Regions from separate parts of the Mus musculus genome. Here all the other regions are linked to region 1. The links are chromatin loops, found by intact Hi-C in ENCODE. Cell type or tissue: left cerebral cortex. All regions are shown on one strand. Each heading gives the region's core, and the rest is flanking DNA. Links, peaks and the distances in the headings are about the cores only. Region 1 holds the start of Phf20l1 (PHD finger protein 20-like 1). Region 2 overlaps Lrrc6 (leucine rich repeat containing 6 (testis)). Region 3 holds the start of Lrrc6 (leucine rich repeat containing 6 (testis)). Region 4 holds the start of Kcnq3 (potassium voltage-gated channel, subfamily Q, member 3). Region 5 has its middle 12 kb from the start of Lrrc6.

Region 1 (5,788 bases), core at 370-5,369:
TTATTTCTTTCTTTCTTTTTTTTTTCGAGGCAGGGTTTCTCTGTGTAGCCCTGGCTGTCCTGGAACTCACTTTGTAGACCAGGCTGGCCTCAAACTCAGAAATCCGCCTGCCTCTGCCTCCTGAGTGCTGGGATTCCGAGTGCTGAGATTCCGAGTGCTAGGATTAAAGGCATGCCCCACCACGCCCGGCTTCAAGTGATTTTTCTTAAATTTCACATTTCATAATCAAATTATGCCAGACTCTGGGTAAGGTTTCTATTATTAACTCAACATTGTGCCCATAATGACAATTAAAAAAAAAAAAAAAAAAAAAACCTGCAGGAGTCGTTACTTCACTATACTTCACTATAGCCCATTTACATTAAGTATTTAATGATCTTTTGGCCACACTGGCTTGCCTAGCACACGTGCAGCCTTTTTGACTACCGAGTATTTGAAGAGAATGCATATATTCTCAAGGTATCAATAGTGGAATGAAAATAATAACTGGCAAGCACGGTCTTATCAAAATACAACGGGTTGGGGACCAGGAATCTAACGCTGCTCTTGTTGGAGGGAGATGCTTAGAACATGTTCTTACATTACTACTCACTAGGATCTTTCTAGCTTAAAAAAAAAAAAAATAAACACCACACAAATGAAAAATCCCCACACAAACGAAAAATCTTATAATGTTTTAGCCACTGTTTAAAACAGGTAAAACTTAAGAGCAAACAGAATTCCAAATGTCCCTTCCTGTTTTTTTTTTTTTTTTTTAATCTGAAAAGGGAAGAAAAGAAATAGCATCAACGCTTGTTACAAAAATATGGGGGATCAAGTTTACAAGGTCGTGCCTAAGGGGATATAGAATATCCTGACATGGCATCAGTGAGGTTAAGATTCATAGCCAGGACACACTAGGTGTAATGGGAACAAACATAAATATTTTAAATAGAAATCTTGTAAGTGTGCAACATACAAGGCTGTTACTTCAATGTACAGAAATAGAATCCGAAGAGGCAGTTTGCCAGTTATGCTAACATTTCCTAAGATCAAACTTCCAGCCTGTAAATCTAATCCCCCGTGACTCTCAGGAATGAGGACCTCAAAAGGCAGGGACGATTTCCATTCTCTTGTGAGGAGACAGGAGAATGAGGGAGGCGGCAGAATTAGGAACTTTTACGAAAGACAATCTATTGGACAGACCCTTAAAGTGAAACTGTGGAACAGGGAGCGAGAAAGGGGAGAAGGAAACAAAAAGAGAAATGAAAAAAGACCAGAAAGCGGTAAAAAAGAGTTCGTTGTAAGGATGGTGGAAGTTTGCAGAGATGACAGTGAGAGGAAAGAGACAGACACACAGAGCTAGAGAGCGGTGAGGGAAAGACCGCGAAGCTAAGCAGAGGGGACGAGGCGGGCTCGCAGGGGTGTCAAGGGGAGCCAGGAAAGGCCGCGGCGCGGCTGGCCCGGAGCCCGGGAGCTGCAGGTTGACAGCCGCCGGCCCGGCAAGGGAAGGAAGGCGGGGGTAGCGCGGCGGCGCGCAGACAATAGGGTCAGCGGATGGCAGGGAGCGGGACGCCGGCCGAGAGCAACGCGGGCGCGAGCGCAGCCCGGGGACCCGGCAGCTTCCAGGCCCCTCCGCCGCCTCTTACCGACTCGGCCTCGTCTCCGCACAGCAGCCGGGCCGTCCGGGGCCGAGCCGGGGCGCGTCAGGGAGGCCAGCGCGGGCCTCGTTCGAGTCTGCCCGGGCAGCAGCAAGGGAGGGAGCGGGAGCCGAGTGAGCCGGGCCCGCGGCGCCGCGTCGGCCCGAGGAAACGCGGGAGGAAGCCCTCAAGCCCACTCCGGCTCCGCTACCATCGCAGCCGCCGTCGCTGCCGCCGCTGCCGCCTCCGCAGCCACCACCGCCGCCGGCCAGCCCTGACGCGACGCCGGCCGGGGACGTCAGCCGCCCGCGACGCGCCGGAAGCGGGCTGGGTTGAGTCACGTGGTACGCGAGGGCCGGGCTGGCGCGGCGCAGCCGATTGGAGGACTATTCTGGGGGTGGGGCTTCGGCCAGGCTGGGCTACTTACACATAGAAAAGACCTGGGCTCTAGATTCCCCTTGGTGGGGTCAAGAGGATGGTGGCCTTTTGTGATTGTTGCTGGTTTCTAACAAATCCCACTACTTGACACATTGGGCAAACTTGTCAATGCACCACACACTTTTCACCGTGTCTGTTCTATCCCACGTTAAGGACAGACACAATGATCTGTATTACAAAATCAGAATTGTCTCTTTTGAATGGATACTTTGTCACGACACTCTGCTATAAATATATCACATGACAATCAAAACTGCACACTTATACTACTTTCCAAATTCAGAAATCTTTATAAAACAAATAAAAGATTCTTAAGAATCTTTAAAAATTCCTAAGAAGTTTAGGGTACTAATAGAACAAGTCTTCACAATTAATAGTATAGGACTACCTCTGTTGAACACCTACCATGTACCAAAGTCTATATTAAGCAGGAGAATCCCTATCCCAACTTTGAGAAGATCTACAAGTTATCATTCAAAGTGCTACTGAGAGAAAACATCTATTTTTTTCCCCACTCCATCACTCTGCCTCCCACGTTTTAAAAGTGCATCACTGCATACAAATGACACTTATATTTATCTTGCTTCATCGTGTACAGTGAAAATAGAAATGTTTTCTCTGACTTTCAAGAGATTTGGTAAATTGAGAAAATCTTCATAATCATCCTTTTATTCAAAAGACATTCATTCAAGAAATATATATCTAATAGTTGCAGAGTTATACTGAGCTTAGTGATGCTACAAACAATGCGAATAAGACAGTTCTGAGATGATATTTGTCTTTATGTTCTTCTTTTTAATCCTCTGTGGTTCTCATTGGTCCAATACAATTAATATTTCTATTATTTCTAGAATCTTTTTTCTGTCACAGGCAGAATTATACTTTCCACTTTTAAAATATTATGTACGGTTATTTAATTTGCTGTAAAATTAGAATACAAGTAAGATCACACACACAAGAAAATGCCAATGCAAGAAGACAGTTCTAAAATATTTTTGTCCCCCAGTACTGTGATTTACAATGTTTGCAATAATTACTGTTTTAGCAGTAGAAGTCCTTGATACACTAGGATGACTGTAGGAATTATGGATCACCTAAAACAAACATGCAATTTAAAACAACACTTGATTTAAACAATAAAATGTATAATGTTGTCAAATAAAAAACATATATTTATAAATCAGGATCATTTGTTTCAGAGTCTAATCTAAATTTAATGAAGAAGTGTCAACCCTTCATTAGATGGGATGAAAATATTAGAATCTAATGAATTTAGTCCCCCTTGAGGCTATAGGTCTCACTTTAAATGCTATTTAAACTATATTGTTTTAAAATTTGTATTTAAAGATGCTAGCAATGTGCAGAATATGGAACAAAGTTTACAAATCACATCAGTGACAGTACCACTAAGTCAGGTTTCTGACGAAAGATAGATAGATAGATAGATAGATAGATAAAGAAAGAGATGTGTGTGTGTATTACATATATATGTGTGCATTCATTTAAAAATGTGTGCTTGAATATATATATGTATATATACATATATACTTTTTCTGAATGTATGTATATACTCTTTACTATGTTGAGTGTCAACCAGCATGATCATTCTCTGTTTCAAGTAGAAATAAACAGAGTCCCTCAAAGGCACACCATAGAATAAAAGTGAGAGGGACCACCATGTACACTCAGGCAAGCAACCCTTAGCAAACTCATTGAGCAACACTCAAAATGGAGACATGAAAGTAAAGCTGAGACTTGTTTAGAAGAGGAGTTCCAGTGAAGGAGGGGGTGAGAAGGGGAAGCAGGTGTGAAAATGACTAAAATTTATGTTACAAGTGTGTAAAATAGTCAAATCAAAAATGAATGTTTTATAAATGGGAATGAGGTCTTAGGTGCATTAGTGGCTTGAGTGGCTTGAGTGACTTGTGGTCCTGTGGAGTTAATACCCTCCCTTGGAACACATGTTAAAAATGGGAGTGCCACATTTGGTTGTCACTAAATTGCAATGGGAAATTTCTATTTAATGAGGAGTTACCGGGTCTGCTAAACAGCTTGGAGTACATAAGCAGCTCTTTATCTTGTAGAATTACACCAACCCATGTATGAACTTTGAATGTCCATCTAGATACTCATAAGAATGAAAAAGTTTAAAATTGTTTGTGATGAAAACTGAGTCTCTGAGGGCCTGCATTCCACCCTGCTGCTGGGGTGCAGAGGACCCGCTGGAGAAGCAAAAATTGACAGTGTTTACCCTGCACTGCTGCCATTGGGTGCTGGGCTTTAGGGAAGCCCCAAGTCTTCCCAGGGGCTGGGTAAACACAGTCTAAGATGTGGGATGCTGAAGCTGAGGTTCCCAAGCTTCTGGATACCCAGTCACCACTGAGTTACCTCACCAAGGAGTCAAGAACTATGAAGTCAGGTCAGGGGCTCCCAAACCCTTGGGTATCTAGGCACCCCTGGGCCGTGAAGAGTTGGAAGTGGAGCTGAAAGCCACAGGGGCTGAGGATGGCAAAAAGCCCAGGGTCAGAGAAGATGAGAACTCTGCCTCAGCTCATCAGCAAAAGTCCTTAGCTTGGTTGCAGTTGTCTGGGAATGGAGGGAAGCTTTCTGCAGGAAACTTAGGCTACAGCTTGGTATTGAAGTCTTTCTCCATGCTCCCCATGGTGGTTCTTGATGAAAGAGACAGTCCTTAGTTCTAAACTGTTTATTGACTGCTCATCATGGGAAATGGGTGCAAACCACCTTCTCAGGGTGGACCAGATATTAAATAACTTTTGCAGGAAAGAATTTCCAGGAAGGGAAGCTTATTTCCTAAACCCTCAGGGCCTCTAGGTTAGCATGGAGAACTCTGATCTGGGCTAGGTGACCACAGGTCATGTTTCCTTTGAGGGAAGTGTGGCACGTGTTCCAGGCCAGGAATCTAGTAAGGAGCAGGAAGCCGCCTGCCATCTCAGATGGGTACCTGGGTGCCAAGGACTCTGGACCCACTCAACTATATCAAGTTTCCTTGCATGGTCCATTGTCCCACAGTCTCATGAGTAAAACATTTAATTGAAGTTGCCATACAGTTCAGAGGTTTGGTCCACTATCATCATGAGGGAAACATGACAGCATACAGGCAGACATGGTACTGGAGAGGTAACTGAGAGTTCTACATCTGAATCTTCGGGCAGCAGGAAGAAAAGGTATGCCACTGGACTGAGCTTGGGCTTCTGAAATCCTAAGGCCTACACCCAGTGACATACTTCCTCCAACAAGGTCACACCTACTCCAATAGGGTCACAACCTTCCAATAGTGACACCCCCTCCTCTTTAGCCTATGATAACCATTTTCACTCAAACCACCACAGTCCTATTGATATTTTGGAAGTGTTTTACGAATTACTTTATTTTAAGAGAGGGTAATGCATAATCTACTCTAAAATGGGAGCATTTGATGTGATAAAACTAACAAAAATTTCATGTAGCTCTAGAAACACAGCTCAGTGGTTAAAGCACTTTCTATGTAAGTATAAGGACTAGGGTTTGGATAACTTGAACCCATGAAATTCTGAGTGGGCATGCAGATATGGTGGCACTCATAATGCAGAGAGGGTGTATCTCTGGAGCAAGCTAGATTAGCTATATTCTAGAAAGCTAAGTCTACTTAAGAGAACATGCCTCACTGAATAAGGTGGAAACTTACTAAGAAAGACTCTTAGAATCAACCTTGAGCCTCTACAAGCACACAC
Region 2 (5,788 bases), core at 503-5,502, 100 kb after region 1:
ATCACCTTGTTTCCCCATATTTCTGAACACAATCCAAATGGAGCAGCAGCGAGTGTGGTCTCTTGTGTCTGACTTCCTCCTTTAAGGCACAATGACTCCTCCACGCTGCAGGATGTCTCAGTACGTCCTTTCCTTTCATGGGTAAATAATATTGCACACCATAGAGACACCACATCTTGTGTTTGTTGGTTGATAGGCACGCAGAATGGATGCTTCACCTTTTTAGCTATCAAGAATTCTTTTGCTGATGGCTCAATGGGTAAAGTATTTGCCCTCAAACAGAAGGACCCACGTTTGGATTTCTAACACCCACTATATATTTTTTAATCATCTTTTTTATTTTTAATTACATTATTTATTTACATTTCAGTCATTACCCACCCCTTTTGGTCCCCCTTTTCACAGTTCCTCATCCCATTTCTCCCCCCTCCCACCTCCAAGAGAATGCTCCCCTCACCACTAGGCCTCCCCTCTTCCCTGGGGCCTCAAGTCTCTTGAAGATTAAGCACATATCTCCATTGAGGCCAGACCAGGAAGACCTCTGCTATATATGTACTAGGGGCCTCAGTCTGGCCCATGCATGCTCCTGGTTGGTGGCTCAGTCTCTGGGAGTTCCCTGAGGTCTGGGTTAGTTGAGACTGATGGTCTTTCTATGGGGTTGCCCTACCCTTCAGCTTCTTCAATCCTTCCCCTAATTCAACCATAGGGGTTCTGACTTCAGTTCAGTGGTTGGGTCTAAGTATCTGCATCTGTCTCAGTCAGCTGCTAGTTTTAGGAAAGATTCCTGCTAGTAATATGCTTGTCCTATTATGGCTCCTGACAGTAGAGGAGCAGCCATGCCAGGCTCCTGTCTCTATGAACATCATAACATCAGTAGTAGTGTCAGGCTTTAGTGTCCACTCCCTTAAGATGGATCCCAAATTGGGATCCTTCAGTCTATTTTCCACTTTAGACAGGAAAAAAATTCTAGGTCAGAAATTTTGACTATAAGTTGGTAACCCAGTCCCTCTACTTGAAGACTTGTCTATCTACTGGAGGTGGAGTCTTTGAGTTCCTTCTCTCTAATGTTGGCATTTTGGCTAAGTGACCTCCATAGAGCTCTGATTGTTTCTCTCTCCTCTCTAGTCTCTAGTGCTTTCCAGAAGGTCCTCCCACATCCCATCCCCTGAGGCTGCTTATTTTCATTCATTCTTCTGGCCCTCTGGGCTTCTCTCCTGCCCTCCCCATACCTGACCCTATTCACCCTTTCCCCTCCCCTCTTTGTTGCATCACAGGAATTAAAATTCGTATCTTATTTTAGGACAGTCTAGATCCAGTTAATGCTAAGTTAATTTCAACAGTAGACAAGACCTTGCTATTGTATTCATGCTGCTGTCTTTCCCTTTTGCTGTAGTTACCACAAACCATATCTTTATATATATATTACTTACCCCTCAGTACAGATTTATGATGACTGATTTTTATAGTCATTTAAAAATAAGCTCAGAGAGAAAAGTACAAAAAAAGTGAGTTTATATGACTTTTGCATTTACTCACATAGTTGCTTCTATTGTGGATCCTTTTTGTAATATTTGAATTTGAAGATGCTAAATAACAGGTTTGGAAGGATCAGAACTATCATGAACACATGTGTTTTCATGACTTTAACTTTTTGTTGCATTATCTCCTTCTGGGCCGAAGATACATCACTGCAGATACATGTTCTACCTCTGAACATCCGTCTCTTCAGGATGTCACTGACTTTGACCTCACAGGCCCTAAACATGGGCACTTGGGTCCTTGATTCTTTGGTAGGTGTGTGTAGGGATTCTTTGGTGTGGCTCTTGTCACTTTTCATAACACTACTGCTAGTCTACACTGCTGCTCTGCACTGCTGGTCCACACTGCTGGTCTGCACTGCTGGTCTGCATTGCTGCTCTGCACTACTGGTCCGCACTGCTGGTTTACACAGCTGGTCCACACTGCTGCTCTGCACTGCTGGTCCACACTGCTGGTCTATACTGGTGGTCCACACTGCTGGCCCACACTGCTTGTCCACACTGCTGCTCTGCACTGCTAGTCTACACTGCTGGTCAACTCTGGTGCTCTGCACTGCTGGTCCACACTGCCTGGTATGCCCTGTCCACGCTTCTCAACTGCCAACCCTGTATGGTAACAGGCTGTGTGTTAGGACAGAGTATCTTGAATGACACTTGAATAGCCACCCAGTGGCTTATAGCCCTGGAGTTTACCACTGTGACTGCAAAAGCCCTACCCACAACAGCTGATACATTGATTCTAATATCTTCATATCTTCATTTCATGTCTTCATTTCAACCTCAAAGATGCCATTTAATGTATTTCTGTATGGTAGATCTTCTGTTGGCAAAAACATCAGTTTTTGTTTACTTGTTAAAAAAAAATATTTTGAAGTTTCCCAGATAAAGAATTCTTGACATTTTTCCTTACTCCCTACTTCCTTTTTTCTTTTTTTCTCCTATCTTATTTTCAGATATCATTTCTTCCTTTATTGTCTTTTTAAAATCATTCCTCTTTCTCATAACCCCATCTCTATTAATTGGATGTGGTTATATTCATTGGAACTTCCATGCCTCCTAAGCTGCATGTCTATTTAAACTAGTCTGTCTTTTTATTCTGCAGTCTGAGACATCGCACCAGATTTAAATCCCAGAATAATTATGTTAATTCTTTCTCATTCTAGAATTCATTTCATTTTCAATTAACTCTGATTTGGCCACAATTTCTACCTTCTCACTCCCTCCTGCACCGATCGCTGCTTTTCTGTGGTGCGATTGTTGTTGGATGGATGATATCATGGATGATATTTTTTTTGATGCAGTTAGAACTCTGATTTTAATCTTTCCCATTCCCTGGATGCCTTTCCTTGATCGCCACTCTCTCTTCGGGGCTATTTTATTGAGGTGGTTAGTTTGGTGTCACACAGTAAACACAGAGAGTCTTGTGTGTCCAGTGGCTGGTGTGGGCTCACAGCTGTGAGGTGGTTTCCCTGGCCAACCTCTCCTGTGTGTGGCAGGGCTGTGTGCCCTGTGAGTGGGTGGAGCGCGTTGACTGTCAGCCTTGCTGCAGAGTGAGGGGCGGGGAGCCGAGGCAGGCAAGCTGCTCTGCCACCCAACTCCCATCTGTCAATAGCTAAAACAGGGAGGGGTTCACTTGGGACAGGGGTTTTAGTCTCTTTGCCTCCCCATGCAGAAAGAGTAATCTCAGTGACAGCCCACAGTCATAAATACACATTGTTCCTTTTGAATCTCTATCCTCAAAACCTGGAAATTGCCAGCGTCAAAGCCCCAAATCAGGATCAGCACTGAGATTCAGAGCTCTATCACTATCTTCCTGTTTTAGAAGAGTAGTCAGTCACTACTGGTGTACACGGCAGCTCTGTCACTGTTAGCTTGTGGCCAAAAGGAATGGCAGCATTCACTCAGCACTAAGTTCATGGTAATACATTTTAATGTAATTGTCAGAAAGTTAATGACACCCCTTCCTGTTTTGGGCTATCCAGGGCTTGTTTTTGTTGAGAAGCTCTTGCTGGTCGGGGACTTCCCTTTTAACAAACGTTCTGATAATTTACCACTAGAGGGCAACATCGTTGCTATTGTGGTTTGAACTTTGCAAACTACAGTCACAGCTGTGTGCCTCTAACCTTTGTCTGGGCAGGTGCTCCCTTCTGTACTGTGCCTCCCAGCCCTAAGGGGAACTGGGTACAGGCTAGTTTGGGGACATGCATATCAAGATTAGAAGTGTGTAGGGGAAACATAAAGAGAAAAGGGACTCTTTTTTCTTTCTTTCTTTTTACTTTTTTTTTTCTTTTTTCCCTTTTTTTGCTGGCATGCATGTACTTTTGGTTTGATTTGAAGGGCTAGATGTGAGAGAAGAAGATGGATGGATGACTCAGTCCATCTGCTACAGTAAATCTCAGACTTTTCTTAAAAAAGGGAATGGCGTCCCCCTTCTTTTCCTAGATGGCAAAGAAGAAGAGGAGGAGGAGAAAGAGGAGGAGGGGGAGGATGGGGAAAGCAAAACAAAGAAACCTGTCTCTCTCTTTCTTCCCCCTCTTCTCTGTTCTCCGTTTAGGATTCACCAGGGTAGAATGAGGTACCTGCTGATCGTCTCCTAGAACAATCTTGCCCTAACCTGGAGGGGAGGGAAGGGCACTAAGTGTTTGTGACCAGTAGATGGGTCAGTCTACTACTGATGGTCTTTTTTAGGATAGAAAGCAAAGGGTGGAGGAGAGAATGATTGCCTTGGCAGAGAAGGGTTGGTCACGGTTGGCCACCTTGGGACATGCTCATCTGTGACATGAAAAACGCGGTGTAATATTTTTTACATTTAGACCACATCTAAGCAAAGTAAAAACTTGTTTTTGTTTTAACCATTATGAACACATAGAGAGTCCTGAGATTTTCATTTTTAAAACCATAGCAAAACCCCAAACCATGACATTTTCATCTTGCTGGCATCTTGTGAATCAGGCTTTTCTTACATGAAAGAAAAATAGCATTAAATGTTTTGCAGAGCTTCCCAAGGTAAATGTAATATTAGTGTCAGCACAATGCATGGTTCTCACCTCGCAGGTAGCAAGAGATTATTTATTCTGAGCCAAGTAGGAGGGCCAGGGCCTATAAATAACCTAGAATGTGTCCCCCAGATCATGTGTCTATAGTGAAAGTGTCCATGAGCTCCCATGTCACTACATAAAGTCATGTACCAGATATGTTATGGGGAAATTAGGTCAGTGGGTTACAGCAAAGCAGAGAGAACCACATTGCAGGTTCTGATGCTGTCTGGCATCCGAGTTGCTGGAAGCTCATGATCTGCTAATTTCATACATTCTGAAGGTTTTTGCCTGGTAGTTGGAAGGACACTGGATCAGACACAGAAGGTGAGTGCTAAATGGCCCTGAAGGGACTAAGGATAGCTGAAGGCAATCTGGCTTAGTGTCTACAGTATCCCAGCTCTCCACAGTCACGAGGTGCTAATCAGTCAAGCAGCAGCAATCAATACAAGTGCATCCATTCCCTGGGGAGCTCCGTTTACAGTTGTCCTGGTGGGCAAGCATCACATCCCGTGCATTCAGAAGCCAGATGTGCTATGTCCCATAGACTAGGAACCCTTGTCCTTAGGATGATAGCGTTGAGTCTGAGTGGCCAGGACAGCCGAAGAGCTTGTCCTCCTGGGCGAGCAGGACTTCTTGAGACCACCTCGAAGATCAGAACTCATAACATGACCAGCGAGTGCTCATGTTGACCGTGACTATTTACTTATACTCTCCGCTTGCCCTTTATCCCATTTTCTTGTTAAAATTTAAAGCTCTGGCAGTACCCTAAGGTTAGACTTGGAGTTGCTGGTTCTTTCCATTTGCCCCTTACAACACAGCCCCATTGATGAAACCCTCTCTCTGTGCCCATCACCATTATCCATCTCTATTGTTTGGGGACCAGGGGCTGATCAGAAACTTTTGGTGCTGTTGGAGCTGGGACTTTTAGCCTTAAACTCATGTTAGTTTATTAAGTAGAGTCTAGGTTAATTTTACATGACAGCTCAGTTATTCTTTGATCCAATTTTAATCATACCCTTCCATGGGTGACTTTAATCTTGAAAATATATGATTTAATACACACACATGTAATATGTAGAAACAAATATACTGCTAAACCAAGATTATGGAACATTCATGTTTAAACCTAAAGATAAAACAAACCAAATTTATTGTCCTAAAAAAGACTGTCCCTTTCCACCATTGTGCATTCAAGTTCAGTCCAGCCTAGGC
Region 3 (5,788 bases), core at 485-5,484, 76 kb after region 1:
GGGGGGGGTAACTGCCTCTGTCAAATTGTAACACTGCACCTTGTCTACCTTCATTGTGCAGCCATCTTCTAAAGGACACACCTCTTAATAATGTTTGTATTGGAGATTAAGCTCAGACATAAGCTCCCAAGAGAATCAAAATATATCAGCCTCTGTGACAAGTAGAGCGTTTCAGAGTAAGGTGGAAAGATCATTGCCAGTGGGTGTAAGTAAGGGTGAGAATAGAAGCTCAGAGCTAACATATCACACACATAAATTACAGAAGCTCTGGAGAAACTTCTAGAGTAGCGGTTCACAAACTGTGGCTCTCGATCCCTACAGAGGTGGCATAGCAGATACCCCGCATATAGGATATTTACATTTTGATTCATAACAGCAGCAAAATGGCAGTTATTAAGTAGCAGCAAAATAAGTTTATTGTTGGGGGTTACCACCACATAAGGAACAGTATTAGTGTGGCAGCATTAGGAAGGTTGAGAACTGTTGCTCTTGAGTCCTGAAATCCTTTATCCTGAGCCTGATCTCAGGCTTTCGTTATCTTAGAAACTTACCATTCTACCTGGAATACGTGGGTACCAGCTTCTTCTGAGAATCTGGATCTTTTTAGCTTCTATAAGCCCCTGCTGTCAAAACTCCTAAGTTCAAGCAGAGGTAATATTTCAAGCTCTCTTGGCACTTGATGTCCAAGAGTAATCTGACTTCAGTACTCACAGGCACAGCCAGAGATATTGCCAGTGCTGTCGTCAGGTGGAAATGGGGAAGGTGTAACTCTCAGAGACGGAGTCATCTGACCGGTGCCAAGCAGAGATAAGCATATAGGTTTGAATCATATGTCTAAAGACAGCTGTTCTACATTGTTCTGCATAAAAAACACCCAAAACCAAACCAAACAACAACAACAAAAACCCCAGGAAATGAAGAACTGGGCATATTTGTAGAGATAGTAGATGTCACTTAAATTTATTCTGAGTGCTATTGGTTACCTCCTGGAATTCCAAAGTACTTCTCCCACTAAGGGGACATGGTGCCTAAAATTCTATCATTCCGATTCAGTACTTCAGGCTTGGCCAGTGAGGCACACTATTTCTTATCTACTCTTTCAGGATTACTGTTCAAAACTCCTCTGTGCAATTCCATCTAGGCCATACTGATGACCATCATCTGCCCTCCTCCATGCCATGCCTGTTGAGTTTCTTGTCTCTGTCACATCCACACCCTCATCTACACCTGACCCAGCCTATGATGGCCAACAGCCAACGCTGAACAGACACCTCTTGAAATCATAAATTTCTTTGCACTTAGCAATGCTCAGTAAATCTTTTTTTTTAAATAAATCTTTTAAAATGCATACAGACTGCACAAATTAAGCGCAATGCACTGTACTGGTTTACTGTGACTAGAGGATTTAAAAAATAAAAACCTTTTACAAATTGCATTTTTAAAAAGCAAATGGAGAGTTATATTTACGTTTGCAACTATGGCATACCTACATTCGCTTACTAAGTTGTGCCACATTAAATATTATCTGAACATTTGAGGAGGAATGATTAATCTTACCCAACTTTTCTTAGAGTCTTCAGACACTTGAGAAATGGGACTAGGAAAATACCAGACATGCATTGTGAGCTTAGAAGGACACTTCTGTGCCTTAGAATTAAAGGGGTGGTGTGTAGGCGAAGTGGGACAGGTCATAAAAATATAATTGTATAATATGTATGAATGTGTATATATATATATAATTGTAGGGAGTGAGTGAACGTAGAGCTATGATTTAAAAGGTTGTAATTGAATGGTAACAACTAATCTATAATGAACATATTTTTTTTAAGTCCTAAGTTCTTAAACAATAATTTAAAAAGAAAAACAAAATTAAAACAGTCTTTCAGTTCAGACATATTATTTAAGCTCCACAAAGTTTTTTTTTGTTTGTTTGTTTGAGTTCAGCTTATTATTTGTCTTAGACTCAGGGACAAATGCTAAAGACGTTTAAGGTCACAACTCTAATAAATAGAGTGGGAGCCAAATCAAATCTTCGTGACTTTTCACAAGTCAAATAGAATTGAGAGTACGGAGAAAACAGGCAGAAAACACGCCCAGGGAAAGATCCCATTAGGAAGTAAAGGCTCCCTGTGACTCTTTGATCTGGGCAGGACTGCTCCAAAGAAAGCCACAGGTGGGGACAGGGAACAGGATTAGGTCAGGGACAGTGGAGCTTGCCACTGCTATTCTTACTGCTTCTCTTCCGGAAGTCAGGAAACCCAGCGCCACCTGACCTCCTGCGGCTGCCATAGAATCCCTGTTGCCATGACTCCCGGATTGCGTCCCACACTCTGAGAGGCGCAGCTGCTAGGGCTGAGGGAAATCCTGCCTGCCGGTCTCCCTGTTTCCCTGACCAGAGATCCAGAAAAGCACCATGGGCCGAAGTAAGCGACCCTCACCCTCGGTGGGCTCAGCACCCGCTCCCCACGGCCAGCCAGTTCCCCTCCTCCCACCGCAGGGCCAGCCCCCAGGTGCCTCAGCTGCACCAGGCTCTCTGTCTTCTGCCCAGTACTCCTCAGATTCCCTCAAGATCCCTTAGGTCCTTCTGGGTCTGCGTAAGACCCCCTGAAGTCCCACCACGATATTTCATTATCCTATAGGTCCTCCTAAATCCTTTCAGGAGTTCTTGGGTCCCTTCAAGTCCCTTAAGTCTTATCAGGTCTCTTGAGGTCCCCTCAGATTCCTTATGTCCTCTCAAGTGCCTGCCATGTTCTCTACTTGTCACTGGCCAGCAGCTACCCAGTCTATGAAGTGGGCTCTAGGGAGAAAGGGACTTCGGGAAGACGGGATGGCTCAGCCTTAACACATGATTGGTTAGGCTGTGAAGTCCTGTGTGACACATTCTGTGTGCCACCATCTCGCTGAATAAGATAGTGCAGTCTAATGGAAGAGGGCACCAATTTTCAGAGTCATGGTTTGGTACACACCCTTCTCTATGGCCATCCTAAGAGTTCTATAACTTTGCTCTGGAACCCCATCTTTGAACCTCAGCGTCCTCATTTCCACAGCAAGGTTTTATTCTACAGTCTTAGTAAATAGGTAAAAGTGTTTATCTAAAGCTATTATAACTGTCCTCAAAGCGATGTGAGGAGTAAGTGTTTTTAGATTAGGTTGAATCATTTCTATTATCAAGGAATTTTTGATGCTAACAAATGGCATTTGCATACAGTTATCATTGTCAAAGTATCACCATATGTGTATAAGTGTGTGTGTGTGTGTGTGTGCATGCATACATGTGTGCAGATTCACATTTGTGTGCATATGGAATCTGGAGTTTGGCATCTAACATCTCAATTGCTTCCCACTGTATTTTCTTTAAATCAGGATCTCTCATTTAAAATAGAGCTTCTATTCAGTAAATTCACTAAACTGGCTGATCAATGAGTTAGAGGGGCCTGACTGTCTCTGCCTCTCTAGTGCTAGGATTACAGACATACCCTCCTCCATGGATGCTAGTAATCTAGACTCATGCCTTCATTCTTTACCAGCTGAGTCATCTCATCCTCCATAATTAATATTTTTTAGTCAAGAGACTGTGATTGGGGCTGGGGCACAGTTCAGCAGTAGAGCACTTGGGAGTCTCAGAAAAAGAGGAGGAGGAAAGAGGATGGGAGGGAGGGAGAGAGGGAGGAAGGAAGGGGCTGTGGAGAGTTTACTGAATGAATGTAAGATGGTAAACATAAATAATGAAGGAGAGTAAGATGGTGGGGTTTCTTCTTGCCTTGGAAATCTGCAAGAGGTCACCTTTACAAATGTCCTGTTGAGAAGCTAGAGAGTTTTCACCAGGTACCTAATTAGCCATGTAGGACTGGCGGAAGAGAGTGGCCTGAAATGAAGTCCAGAGAACAAGATGAATGACACTGTCACAAGTGCTCACACATTTCATGCCAGATTCAGATGTTTTCCATGCATTTCTCTCTCTCTCTCTCTCTCTCTCTCTCTCTCTCTCTCTCTCTCTCTCTCTCTCTTTCTCCAATGTTCCAAGTCAGGGTCAGGGAACCATGACCAATGGATCCATTTTTATGGGAGGTAACACAGAGCTGAGAACCACCTTGGCCAATATCTGATCCCAGGAACTAAGACAGAATGGAGAGATTTTAGGGTCCTTCTTAGACATACTCTCCTCTCTGTGATGATTAATTTTTGTCAACTTACTGCAAATTAGAGTCATCTGAGAAGACAGTCTCAGTTGAGGAACTGTGTTTATCAGATTGTTCTACAGGCAAGTCTGTGAGGGTATTTTCTTGTTTAATGTTTGATGTGGGAAGGCCTAGCCCACTGATACCATACACAGTCAGGGAGTCTTGAGTTGTACAAGAAAGTAAACTGAGCAGGCAGGCAGGCCATGGAGAGCGAGACTGTGAGCATCATTCCTCCATGGTTCCTTCGTCAAATCAAGCTCCTGTTCTGACTTCTCCCAGTGACAGATCATGATCTGGGAGTTATAAGATGAAATAAACCCTTTCTTCTTCAGGTTAGTTTTGGTCATGGTGTTTAGTCACAGAAAAAAAAAAAAATTTGGACACCCCTGCTCTACCTTGAATAGCTTTCTGCTTGCTAACATGTCTTCAGTTTTCTAGAAGAGTTTGTGGTAAGTCTATTTTTCCTTACATGGTTGGTATGGTTTATCTGTGGAAACATGTGTGCCTAAATTCTCTTTGCTAGAAGGCTTGTTACTCCGTATCTAGCTACTTGAGGTGACTGACAGCTCCTTAATCTACCCTTGTGTTTTTAATGAGCTTGGTAGTTTTCATCTTATTAAACAATTTAACATATCTTTATTAATTTTTAGGGGAGGTGCATAATATTTACAATATTCTCTGTATCCTTTAATATTTGCATATTAGATATATACATACATATATATGTTTATATATGTCCTTTAATGTTTATATAGTAGTATTATCTCCCATTACAAAAATTGGCAATTTATTCCATCCATTTTTCTGCCAAGTCAGAATAAAGTTTACAAATTTCACTTTCTTACCTCATCAGCTTTGATTTTTTTTCCTGATTTTTCCCTGGTTTCTTTGTCATTTGATTTTTGTTAGAATCTTTATTAGTTTATTTTGTTTTGAATTTGATTTGTCCTTTCCACAAACCTTAAAGTGGAAGCTGATGTCATGTCTCTGCTCTATATCTTTCTGACCATGGACACTCAATGCTATAAATTTTCCTCCCAGACATGTCTTAGCAGTGTCTCCAATGAGGCCATTCTGCCCAAAATGCAAATTTGCTTCTTTTTGTTTCTGATGTTTTATTAATAACATATATTATAATATCATATGTTTTATATATAATGTTATATGTAACATGATATATGATATTATAATGTATTATGATGTATCTATAGTCTAGAGTTTAGTTGGTGCAGTTTGGCAATGTGAATCCTCTCCAGGACCCCATCCTGGAATCTAGACTCTGTTGCTCTTATGTTTTAGCCTTGTCCTGGCACTTAGCTTTCCCTGACCTATTGTTTCAAGATAAAAACCTCTTTAATATACTTGCAATTCCTTCCCCTTGGTCTCCACATTTAGCTTTTAATAGTCCACTAGGGTCTCTTACACTTTCCCTGGTAGCTGTGCTTAGTCAGAGCTCCTATATGGACCTGTCATTTAAATGACATGCCTGACAGGTCACACTCACTATTGCATTCCTTTCCATTGATGGTCCCCCACTGCTTCACACCGGGCAGAGCTTCACAAATGCACAAATGCACAGCATCTGTGGAACACCATCTGTGGAACAC
Region 4 (5,788 bases), core at 303-5,302, 290 kb after region 1:
GGGACGATGGAGCCCCACCCCTGCGAAGGAGGGAGGGAAGCAGAGAACGCTGCGGGTGGTGAGCGCTCCGCCCGGGCGCGCCTGCTTCTGCTGCTGCTACTGCCGCTGCAGCGGGGCTAGGGCTAGAGCAGCGGGCTGGGCGCGGGCGGGAGAGGGGAGGAGGGAGGAGGCGGCGGCGCGTGTGCCAGGCGGGCGGGCGGGAGGACGGCTGGCACAGGGCTTGTAAATAAACTGCGATGCTGTCTCGGGCTCGCCGGCCCGGGTGCCGCCGTCGCCGCCGCCTCCCTGGAGCTTCGGTGCCAGGCTCCCGCCGTCGCGCGCCCTAGCGCCACCGCGCCAGCCTCGCGCGCCCTCAACGGGCTCCCCGTGGACCCCGGCTTCCTGCGCCCCTCCGGGTCCCACAGAGGACCCGCTCGGGATGTGACCCCTTGACTCCCCACCCGACCTCCTCTGGCCCCCGGGAGGCCCGCCTTTGCCTGCTTTTGGGGGGGTGGGCGGGGAGGGGCGCGCGGATCATGGCATTGGAGTTCCCGGGCTTGCAGCCGCCGCCGCCGCCTCGTCCACGTACCCCAAGTGCTCCTACTTCCCGGAGCAGCAGCGGAGAAGGCGAAGCGCCCGGTGGGGGCGAGGCAGATGGGTCTCAAGGCTCGCAGGGCGGCGGGGGCGGCTGGCGGGGGCGGCGGCGAAGGGGGCGGCGGCGGCGGCGGGGCCGCTAACCCTGCTGGAGGGGACTCGGCGGTGGCCGGCGACGAGGAGCGGAAAGTGGGGCTGGCGCCAGGAGACGTGGAGCAAGTCACCTTGGCGCTAGGGGCCGGAGCCGACAAAGACGGGACCCTGCTGCTGGAGGGCGGTGGCCGCGAAGAGGGGCAGAGGAGGACCCCGCAGGGCATCGGGCTCCTGGCAAAGACCCCCCTGAGCCGCCCAGTCAAGAGGAACAACGCCAAGTACAGGCGCATCCAAACTTTGATCTATGACGCCCTGGAGAGACCGCGGGGCTGGGCGCTGCTCTACCACGCGCTTGTGTGAGTACCTGGCCACTCGGGGCGCCCCTTGGCGGCCGTGCACCTTAGGGTTCGGGCCAGGGCTGGCATAGTGTTGTGTCTTTGGCCACTCAGAAGTGCTCTCTGGCTTGGGTTGGGGATGGAGGGACACCAGTTTGGCCTTAGCCAATGGTTCTCTGCGGTGTGACGGAGTGTTTCTGGTGCCTGGGACAGCAGGCTTTCAAGCTGAGTTGGAGATTTGAACTGGCGAGTGCGCAAAAGTGCGCATTTATTGTATGTTCTGGGATATTGTCATGGAAGCTTAAAAGAAATAGATGATATTTCTAATGAAGCAGTTGAGTGGGACAAAAACGGTCCTTTCAGAAGCACCGGTTCTTCTTGGGGTGGATAGCTTGCAATCACCACTCAATTTAGATGATATATCCCAGAGTTGAGGATAGTAGCGGTGCACACTGCCCATAGGCATAGTGCCTGTGTACGTGCGTGTTCCATGTGTGTGCTTCCCTTCCTTGGAATGGATGCTGAAGTAAAAGAATAATGGGTTTGGCTTTAATTGGGGGCTTAGACAGACCAAAATGCAGGTCTTTGTGTTCTTTTAGTAAAATGAATAGGAGAATAGAAAAGGGGCGGGATTTCCAAGCTTAGTCCAAAGGGTTTAGCTGAGCCATAGGTAAGGTGAAGCTATTTGATGCTGGAACATCCGTATGATTTATGTGCAACATCCCATAGTTTAGGTTCTACCATCTCTGTAGGTACAACTGTTGCCCATCTGTGGTTTGGCTGACCAGGGCATTGGACACCCAAGAGTCCGGTGGGAAGTTTGTCCCCTGGGACTCCTCTAGAAATAATCTCCATGCTAGCCCAGAAAGTAAATGCTAGGGCGGAAGAAAAATGGAACTCAGATGTACCGACTCCTGGGATGCAAAATACACACCCGTATTTAAGAAGGAAGAGAGGGTACTTACTATCAGAGGGATTCCTCACCCAGGACTGGAATCCTGAGTGCCACAACACCTTGGATGTGTGTGACAAGGCACTTCTTGATACCAGCTGCTTCCTGGCTTTGGCTTAGGAAGCTGTATGGCTGTCATGGTTTGGGTAGGAAGTAGACTATTACCTTGACCCTTCCAATTTAAGGCAATTGGTTTCCCTCCGGTTGACCCTTAACTGACAAAGAGGGAAGAAGTCAGGGAATGTCTTCTGTTTTTTAAGTACTTGCCTGCCTTTTGAGGTTGGAAGAGCTTTTCCTGGTTTGGCCACCAGGTGGGGCGTCCACACAGGACCGCAGTTTTGTGCAACAGGTTTCTTCCAGGTTACAAAAGCCTTTCGAGAATGCATCCCTGAAAACTCAGGAAGCAGCAAGAATAAGGATGACGTACCTTGCCAGGGACTTGGATTTTGGTTGGTCAAGCCTTTGATTCCTCTGTATTTTCAGAAAGCATCTGACCCAAAGCTTAACATGTGTTGTTCTTTCATAGTGAAATGAGGTTTAGCTGGCATTCATTCTTTGGTCTCTAGAACCATGTTCAAATTGAAATGAAATAAATGCTAGGGTATATGTAGTTTTAAAAGGTTGAACAAATTATCTGAGAGCAGGTCCTATGTCCCTTTGCATAAAGTTGTGTTCAGTGTGTGTTCAATGCCTTTGGAGCCTGGTGTTTAATTGAAGCTTGAGATTCCCTCTTTCTTCTCCTCCCACCTTTTCTAGCTGGAATCTGAAGCCTTGCCTTGCCCAGTCTGCAGAGAGAATAGATAAAGACTATTATAGAATCAGCTACAATGTTATTTTACTGTATGCTTGTTCATATCTCAGAAACCAGCTTGTAAGTGCCAAACCTATAGCCAGAATTTCCCAGAGAAGACCTCAAAACTTAAGACCATTAGAATTGTCAGATAAATACACATTGTGCTTGTTTCTCACGTGACCACAATGAGGTAATGCCTGTAACTTATGCTTCATGGATGAAAATTTGACCGCTGCAGGAGATAAAGACAGTTGTCCAGCATCGCAGGGATAATGATTTTAAACATATCTGGCTTTCTGGCTGTACTCAGATTCCATTTCTGATCCTTGGGGCATTTTGCTGAGCATTGCTGGGTGCCCATTGCCCATTGATAATGCAAGGCTCTTGATAATCATTTTTTCTAGCTCAAGTAGGAAATCAAACCAGGATCCGATCAGAACCTAGGAGCCACTGTTAGGAAAATGGGAAGTGGGCTGGGGCTAGGTTTTGTGGCTTCTGATTAAAGATATGCTTTATAGGAAAGCTCTTCTTGGGCTGGGTTTGGGTTCCTAATACTCAGATAAGCTTACCAAGTGGCTTCATTTTACATCCTTCCTCAAGCTCAGGAGGAGCCCAGACAAGGGAACACAGCTTCATTGACAATTCTGGATTTTGCAGAATTTTTAAAATTCAGACTGTGAAGTGCCCATTATCCTGTGCTGGGCTGTGGCTAATGGCAGGAGGGGACCAAGAAATTCGGTTGACCATGAGCTCATAGTTCAGTACTCTCTCTTTCTTTTGTAAATTAACCAGGCCTGTCAAGTGAGGTTTCTTTCTCCCCTTTCTGTCCTAAATATAAACGTGAAAATCAATCATTTCTCCCATCTTGCTTCCTATGCCTCAAAGGCCCATCCCCTGCTCCTAGCTATTCACCTTCACTAGGTACCTTTTCTCAGCCTTCAATCTGGTTAGGCTCAAGTTGCCCCCTATGCCTTCTCCAGGCATAGAATTATGTGTGCTGCTTTGAGCTGATGAGCTTGCTTCTCTGCCCCATGAACCCAAAAGCTTCTTGAGAGTGAAAGTGGGATGTATTTCTCTCTCTCTCTCTCTCTCTCTCTCTCTCTCTCTCTCTCTCTCTCTCTCTCTCTCTCTCTCTCTTTTCTGTTTTCTTTTTATTCTCAAGCCCTGGGAGACCATAGAACCCATGATAGGTACTTAGTAAGCATTTGCTGTGTGGATACATAGCAGAATTCTCTCAGGATTCTAGTTAATCAAGACTTTGCTATAACAGCTTTACTGTTACAACAGCGACAGCAGTAAGCAGCTGGAGTCAGCACCACGGGGTTTTAAGAGGAGAATCATCCTTGGAAGTGTTGGGCTTTGGGGGGGGGGTGGTGGATGGACGAGGTGGAGCTCTTGATTGGCTTCAAGAAAAGATCACTGCAGCCCTGTCTTTGGCTAAGGCAAACTTTGATATTACAGGAAACATGGTGGGTTCTGAGTTTGTATATATGGTTCTGCAGGCACTAAGTAGGAACGACCCGGAAGCTGAGGATGGTGGGCCTGCCGCATTGAAGAATGGTCTTCATGCTTAAATTGGCAATCATGACACAATAAGTGTACATGAGGTACTCAGCAGTCAGTTGATATTGAATCAGGATCTACTTAGAAGTCACACATACCTGATACTATCATTGTCCTGAGCCTGTTGGGAGAGTGATGCTGTCTTCATCTTGGCATTGGTGCTAGCTTGGCACTGGGAAGGCATCCTGTTGCCCTGGCCATGTCTTTGCAGCCAGCTGGGTATTGTCCCTTGCCACCTGTTAGCAAAACAAAGGGAAAGGATCTGGAAAAACACCTGCTGCTGTTTTCTAAGGGGGGCTGGCTCCGAGCATCTGGCAGGCAAGGCTGGTTGCTTTTTTCCAGCACCAGAACAGAAAAGACCTGGCTGCTGGCCTTAGTCTGAAGAGTTTACCCAGGGGTTGATGGAAAATACCTACATATGAAAATAAAGAGATTTGACAAATACTTCCTGTTTTGTGTCTCCTCCTGGTCATGTATAATCTACCACCTTTTCTCCCCCTCTCCCCCAACCCCATGAAATCCACATCCAATCTACTCCACAACAATCTCACTTCATTCTTCTCTTTCCTGTCTGATCTCCTTGCCTTGATCTTTGCTCCTCTGTCAGGTCACTTTCAAGCTTCCTGAGTTGTATGAAGGGAAAGGTAAGGTAATCGTTTCAATAGCCAATAGTATTGTGTTTTTGTTTATTTTTAAGATTCTATTTTAATCACAATGTTTCTTCTTTCCCTTTTTTGTTTCCAAACTCTCCCATAGGCCCTTTCCTACTCTCCTTCAAATCCATGACCTGCTTGTTAATCAATAGTTATTACATGCACATATGTATTTGTGTATACATATGTATTCCTAAATATAACCTGTCTAGTCTGTATCGTGGTACTTCTTTGTATGTCTTCAAGACTGACCATTTGACACTGGTTAACCAACTGGTGGAATCTTCCCTGGGGAACTACCTCTCCAGCTCCACTCAGTAGCCTGCAGTTCTTGTCTAGGGTTGAGACCTTGTGGACTTTCCCCCATTTAGTTTGTCACATTTGTTGATTTCCAAATATGCACGAATTATAGACATCTTCCTCAGTTGAAGCCAAGCTGAGAATCTTGGCTAAATAAAAGGATAGACTGTCTTTTCTTAGATTCTTGCATGGTCCTCTGTGGACCATGGCACCATTTTCAGCATCAGATTTTGTCCTCTGATGGCTGATATGTGATGTAAAGGGTTCTGCAACTTGGTGTACTTGCTTGCTTATTTCAGGGTTGCTTAAGCCACACCCTCCAAAAGTTCCAGACCTCTTGCCTGCTGATGGAAATGAATTGTGAGTTTTCCTCTCTGGAGACAGAGATTTGGAACACCATAGGTTGGGCAGTATATAAACAAAAGAGCAGAATTCTATGAATTCTAGAGGCTGGCAGTTTCTTAGCTAGGTGAAGATTTGGTCTCTGCTTCCAAGATGATGTCTTGAAGATTATGTCCATTGTAGG
Region 5 (5,788 bases), core at 304-5,303, 64 kb after region 1:
ATAAAGGCATCTTGACTTTCCCAAGAAAGTAAGGTAGGAGCTCTAAATTTCAAGTGGGTCAGGCTTGTCCGACCTATTGTAGTGTTCTCCCCACTACAGATTGCTACTGAGAAAGGGGTATAAGAAGAACTGTTGCTCAAAGATCAAATAGTTCAAGAGCCATCCCCATCAAAAATGCTAACTCAGGGAAATTTCTCCATGAGCTGAAAGACTAAACAAAAGCACCCCAAAGAATGATGACCCATTTTCACTTCTATTTCACTGATCTCAAAAAGTAGTATCCCAGTGTTTCCATGAATGAGCTGCAAAGCAGAGAGAAATCCATTGTCTTGTCCACTTCAGGACATCTGCTACAGGCAGACGCCTATGTGACTTTAATGACTCATAAGCCAACTGCCTCCTTAATGGAGCATCTGCAGGAGCCAAATTGCTTCCCCCAATACACCTGCAGATCTCTCCTACAGTTTTGTATCATGTTGCTGCCATGAAAATCAAATCCAGGAACCATTCATGACAGTTCCCCTTCATCCTACAAGAATGCTACCCACATGGAGCCTGGAGCCTTGTCTGGTGTGTCCTCTCTTATTCCCTCAGGCTGAGAAGTGCTTGCATGGTAGTGGGGGGAAGATTAGGGAAACACTTGGGTCTGCTATAGCTCTACTGCACTAAAGGAGAAGAGGTCACTTGTCAGAGTGGATGCCTTGCTTGCCCCAAGCCACATGGCCCAACGAAGGCAGAAGCTGGCTCCACTGCCCCAAGTCTCTAAGCCTCATTGGCCATCATCCCCATCCTATCCCCAGAGCAAATCTGTTCTAAGACCTACCCACTATGGTTACAGCAAGCGACTGAAATGCAGAATGATCAGCCTGCACTGCTGAGGATGCCAGCCTCCACCCCAACAGGAATCCCACTACTACTCACACACGATAGCAGACACAGGCACCTGCCAACTTGGCACATGTTGCCTCTCTGCCACATTTCCCTAGCAGGCCTTGAGGAAGGTCTGATTATCTTTTTCCCCTCAAAAACTATCCCTCAGTGTGAGCTGCACCCCATCCATCTGCCCATGCTGGGTAAAGTCTGCTACAGCTGCTAGCTACACCTGCTGGAGGACCAGACAGGGTACCTTGGGATGGAGGCAAATAAGCAGGTAGATGCTAAATACTGGCAACTGCTTTGCAAAAACCCTCTCATGCTTTTGTAGCTTTACAGGAAATAAAAACAAAGAAAGCGAGATGCCAGTGTGGGGGTAGAAACAAAGACAGTGTGCAAAGACTCCAATCGAATGCAAAAATCATTTTACATTTGAATTTGCATTTAGCAAAAATGTAGGGCAGCTGATTCTCTAGCCCATCCCAACCAAAGTAGCTACCTTTGTGTAAATGCAGTTCAAGTTCAGATTGTATACGATGGGAGTTCACTGAAACCCAGTGGTGGCTGGTCTGTTGATCCCTTTTTTTCTTTTCTTTTTTTCTCTTGTCTGTAAAAAGCAAAATAAAATCAAACATTGCATTCCAGAGTCTTCCCTGTTGTTTTTTTTTCTCCTCTCTCTTCTCTTCTTTTTGTATTTGCTCCTCATCATCCTTCCCTTCTGAATGATACACTGATGTATATATGATGTGAGTGTACATGTGTGAATATATGTGCAGGTACATGCAGGCCAAGATGGACACCTTAATGTTTATCAAAGGAAACTGGTTTGCAAGACTGGAGGCCTGTGGAAACAGGCCACATAGAGCGACTTTGGACTGTAAAGAAGCTGTCATCTGTGGTTAGTCATATGCCATTGCCCTGTTGGAAGCAGAGGGATCTACCAGATGACAAGCCCAGGCCCTGCTGTGAGGATTCTGGAGGCAGTGTCATCAGTTGCTACATGGCACTACTGTCAACCCAATGTCATCTTCAACATGGGGCAAGGTGGACACATGGGGAATTAGCTTTAGACACTCCATCGGAAGGATAAAGGGTCATAATAAAACCTACTTCACTCAGTGTTATTAGTGTGCCTTTCCTTTCTCTCTTCCTATGATCCTCTCTCTTGCAGGAGTGTGATCACTCTGTTCCAGGGGCCTGTCTGGTGCCAGTTGAGGAGGTGCACAGGGAATGTTGGCAAGGTGAATCTATTAAATGATGTCTGACTGGGCAGTGTTTGAAGCAGATCAATTTTGTCTTGTGCTGATCCTGGTGCTGTTGTTGGAGTATTTGTCTCTTATAATACCCAGATTGAAATGTGTCATTGGTATAGCATCAAGGAGTAGGACTACTTAGGAGGAGATGAAGCCGTGTGGGTGGCATTGGTGCTGTTATAAAAGGGCACACTCTACCCACTCTCACTTTCTCTTGCCTTGCCTTTCCACTTTCTTCCCTGGGATTATGCAGTAAGAAACTTCTGGCCCAAAGTCAACACCTACATCTTAAACTTTTCAGCCTCTGGAACCAGAACTAACAATCTGCTTCTTACCCAATGTGAAGCAGGCTGTTAAAGTACACCACAGAATAAGACACCCAGTGTCTCCTCCTCCTCAACTCTAGTTAGTTACTTATACATACATACATACATACATACATACACACATGTGCATACATGCATATATAAACAATTTTACTTGTCATCTGAGAGCTTCTTTCATTTTTTTTTCATATACATTCCAATGTTGACTCTGTCAGATTCCCTAATATTCCATCTTGGTGTCTACATCATTGTAATATGACTTTGGAAATTATCTTATATGTCCTTTCATAGTACTAAAGGAACAAAAATATGAATATTGACTTGAGTCTAGTTTGTTGCCACAGTGTCAGCATGGAAAACCCACAATAGAGTTGTCCCTGAGAGGAAGCTTTGCAAGAAAGAGGCAACACAGGAAGTGGTAGACATCAGATCTGTGTTTTCTCTAAGAGCTTTGCAACTTCAGGGAAATTACTCAAGCTCTCTGAAGTTCAAATGTCTCATTAACAAAAATAGGGAGGTTGGAGAGATGGCTTCGTTAATAAACAACTTCCAGAGCAACCATGAACATCCAAGTTCAGATATCCTAGCTCCCATGTGAAACAAACAAACAAACAAACAAACAGCCTAGTATAGCGGTACAAGCTGCCAATCCCAGCACTATGGTTACAGAGACAAGAGTCTCACTAATCATCCAGTCTGTAGGGATTAATGAATTCCATGTCAGTGTCAGAACCTGTCTCAAAAAATAAGATGGAGAACAAGCAAGAAAGGCTTCTGAGGTTGATTTCTGGTCTATACATATGTGCACATGTGCACTCAAAACCGGGATGCCTAGAGAATGCTCAGTGGATAGGAGCACGTGCTGCTTTCTCAAAGGACTGGGGTTTGGTTCCCAGCACCTGTATTGGGCATCTAACAACTATCTTCAACACAATAGAGCACAGGGAGATTCTGAAGGCAAAGGTACAGTGTGTGTACCTAGGAATCCATCCACATTTTACTGTAGACAATGGGAAACTTTCATCTTCTTGATGAATTTACATTCTGTAGAGCAGGGTGTGCTCTTGTCATTAAGCTGCCAATGTATATCTTCTATATCTAGCTTCAAATGCTTAGGGGAGAGGAGATAACCACGTAGTCCCTGGAGGACCACTTCCCAGTTAGTGTTTTATGGATTTGATGGTAACTTAGCATACAGTTAATGGTGGTGTGCATTGAAAGCAAAAGTAGTATGACTTGGTGATAGAAAACCTTATAAATTTGGAGTCGGGAACACTTAAGCTGAGGTCATAAACTCTCCACCTATGGAAAAGCTCTTATTGCCCGTGGTTGTTTGAATAAGAATGGCCCCATAAGCCCATAGATTTGAATGCTTCTTCGTCAAAGTGGCACTATTTAAGAATAGAAGGTGTAGGCTTGTTGGGGTAGCTGTGGCCTTTTAGGAGGAATTATGTCACTTGAGGGTGGGCTTTGAGGTTTTCAGAAACCCAAGGCAGAGCTAGTGACTGTTTCTTCCTGCTTCTGGTAGATCCAGATGTAGAATTTTCAGCTCCTCCAGCACCATGCCTGCCTGCCTTCTGCCATACTTCCTGCCATGCTGATAAAACTCTGCTATTGTAAGCAAGCTCCAGTTAAATGCTTTCTTTTATAAGAGGAGTTGTCATGGTTATGGTGTCTCTTCCCAGCACTAGAACAGTAACTAAGACACCCTGCTGTGTTCCTAGTTCATCATCATCTGTAAATCAGCAAAGTCAACTTCTATATACAGGTGAAGCTTCCAGATTATAAGTCAATGCAGGTGGGACCTACCTACTGATGACAAGACTGGTGATGACTGCTTTATTTCAACAGTGAAATAAATTTACTTTGGGAAATCACAGTTACCCTGGACCTAATTCTTACTCATTGAGATAATCACACTCTGGCTGAGCAGGGTGACAGTGGCACCTCCATTGTGTTGAATGTAAGCTTCTGTAGGGAGTTCTTGTCAGCGTTGCTTTTGAGAACATCAAAGTGCTCAGAATGATGGCTTGTATGTAGGAGCTGCTCCCAAAATGCTCATTGGGTAATTGAAGAAATCATTTTTATTGTGCTATCTGGTCACCAGTGTAGCACAAGAAGTCACCTAGTGGTCCGAATATAAAGCCAATGTCTAGAAAATATTCCCTATTTGATTTCTGCTTTGCATTAGTATTGAGCATGGACTCTCAAACACTGTGTTATTGCATCATTCATTCAGCAAACATTTCTTGGCTACCGAATGTTTTTGATGAATAGCAATTTATGGTAGGTCCTATGGAAACAAAAATAGAAAATAAATGCTTTCTGTCCCCATGAATTTCACAGCTCGGGAGAAATACAGGCTAGAAACATTTTAAATCAAATTTGACAAGTACTAAGCCCAGAAATAGCAGTGTGGGGGGTGGGGGTGGGGGTAGGGTTGATAGGAGGGCAGAAACAGATATCACAATCTTAAAGGATCCAAGACCTTGAATCCACACTTAAGTTCATTCTTTCTGTTTTTCTCCATTCATTGTTCTTTATCTCAGCCAGTGAGGCACCCAGGAAAGTTTAAAGCTCACAGATTCCCCTCCTTTCCTCCTCAGTAGGTTCCAAGGTCTCTTCTTCCAAACCATCCTGGCCACAATTGCTTCTTTCCACAACTACGGTTCTCCCTGAAGACCAGCTGATACACCACCCACCTTGTTATCATGTCCCTTTTATCTGTCTCATGTCTGTTGTTCCTGCCTCCCTCTTTAGACCTCCTAGTATTCACGGCTACGCTGCAGCCACAACTGTCCTCAAAACTGGGATAAAGGACACTCCAGTCACTGCACTTGGAGTCATACCCTGTCCCCTCCCCTCTGATTGTCTGATTGTCTGCCTCCCCATAGCATCTCATACTCACTTACCAGTCAGTCCACATCAGCCTCCCACTCCCGTCCTTCTAGAAGGCTAAGTCCTCTCTATACCAAGAGCTTTCTGTCTTGCTCTTTTCCAAGGAAGTTCTCCATACAGCTGGTACCTTCTTACTTCCTTGTCTCACCCATGGATTATTGGTGGCCTACTCTGACTACTCAAAGAATCCCTCCTCTATTCTCCTTCCTTAGTTTTCTTTCTTACCCTATTCATAGTCCTCGATCTTATGTAGCAACCATTTGTTTGTGATTTTGAAATCCTACCCAGAAGAATAGAAGTTCCAAGGTGGATAAAACGTTTTCAGTCTTGGTATCTATGTTTGGTCCCAGGGCCTTAATACTGACTTCTGAAATTAGTTATGGGTTCCTCCTACCCATCCAAATTAGAGAAATTTACATCAAGAATATGATACTCTAA

The links. Peaks named below come from ENCODE experiments on the same cell type or tissue, not always from the same donor. Only the 100,000 strongest peaks of a DNase experiment are listed, where the experiment ranks them.
Region 2: it touches region 1 in a loop (8-fold over the local background); 4 of 42 quality-filtered maps call a loop at or near these places.
Region 3: it touches region 1 in a loop (2.7-fold over the local background); 4 of 42 quality-filtered maps call a loop at or near these places.
Region 4: a loop joins it to region 1, with 3 times the contacts of the local background. A loop is called at or near these places in 4 of 42 quality-filtered maps.
Region 5: a loop joins it to region 1, with 2.6 times the contacts of the local background. A loop is called at or near these places in 4 of 42 quality-filtered maps.

The regions. Positions count from the first base shown.
Region 1 is chr15:66,573,688-66,579,475 of GRCm38, reverse strand. It overlaps Phf20l1 (PHD finger protein 20-like 1), which reads right to left and starts at 1,904. Exons shown (of 21, transcript NM_001081409.1): 1 at 1,629-1,904. In left cerebral cortex, for the core only: no CTCF peak of the experiment used is centred there; DNase peaks (open chromatin) are centred at 1,089, 1,472, 1,974 and 2,574; H3K4me3 peaks cover 2,004 bases; H3K27ac peaks cover 1,445 bases.
Region 2 is chr15:66,473,871-66,479,658 of GRCm38, reverse strand. All of the region lies in intron 3 of Lrrc6 (leucine rich repeat containing 6 (testis)), which reads left to right. Among named protein-coding and RNA genes, the nearest start is that of Gm31006, 24 kb to the left of the region's middle. In left cerebral cortex, for the core only: a CTCF peak has its summit at 3,595 (motif pointing right); DNase peaks (open chromatin) are centred at 3,100, 3,558 and 3,918; H3K4me3 peaks cover 910 bases; H3K27ac peaks cover 2,535 bases.
Region 3 is chr15:66,497,410-66,503,197 of GRCm38, reverse strand. It overlaps Lrrc6 (leucine rich repeat containing 6 (testis)), which reads left to right and starts at 2,288. Exons shown (of 12, transcript NM_019457.2): 1 at 2,288-2,423. The coding sequence starts at 2,414. It overlaps Gm31006 (a long non-coding RNA gene), which reads right to left and starts at 2,333. Exons shown (of 5, transcript XR_384154.3): 1 at 2,233-2,333; 2 at 1,558-1,597; 3 at 712-787. In left cerebral cortex, for the core only: no CTCF peak of the experiment used is centred there; DNase peaks (open chromatin) are centred at 2,300 and 2,717; H3K4me3 peaks cover 1,018 bases; H3K27ac peaks cover 875 bases.
Region 4 is chr15:66,281,070-66,286,857 of GRCm38, reverse strand. It overlaps Kcnq3 (potassium voltage-gated channel, subfamily Q, member 3), which reads left to right and starts at 229. Exons shown (of 15, transcript NM_152923.3): 1 at 229-1,022. The coding sequence starts at 634. It overlaps Gm27242 (a long non-coding RNA gene), which reads right to left. Exons shown (of 5, transcript XR_875391.3): 1 at 4,408-5,788. In left cerebral cortex, for the core only: CTCF peaks have their summits at 1,036 and 2,259; DNase peaks (open chromatin) are centred at 1,427, 2,264, 2,753, 2,929 and 3 more places; H3K4me3 peaks cover 3,499 bases; H3K27ac peaks cover 3,377 bases.
Region 5 is chr15:66,510,089-66,515,876 of GRCm38, reverse strand. No RefSeq gene overlaps it. Among named protein-coding and RNA genes, the nearest start is that of Lrrc6, 12 kb to the right of the region's middle. In left cerebral cortex, for the core only: no CTCF peak of the experiment used is centred there; DNase peaks (open chromatin) are centred at 938, 1,841 and 2,362; H3K27ac peaks cover 2,156 bases.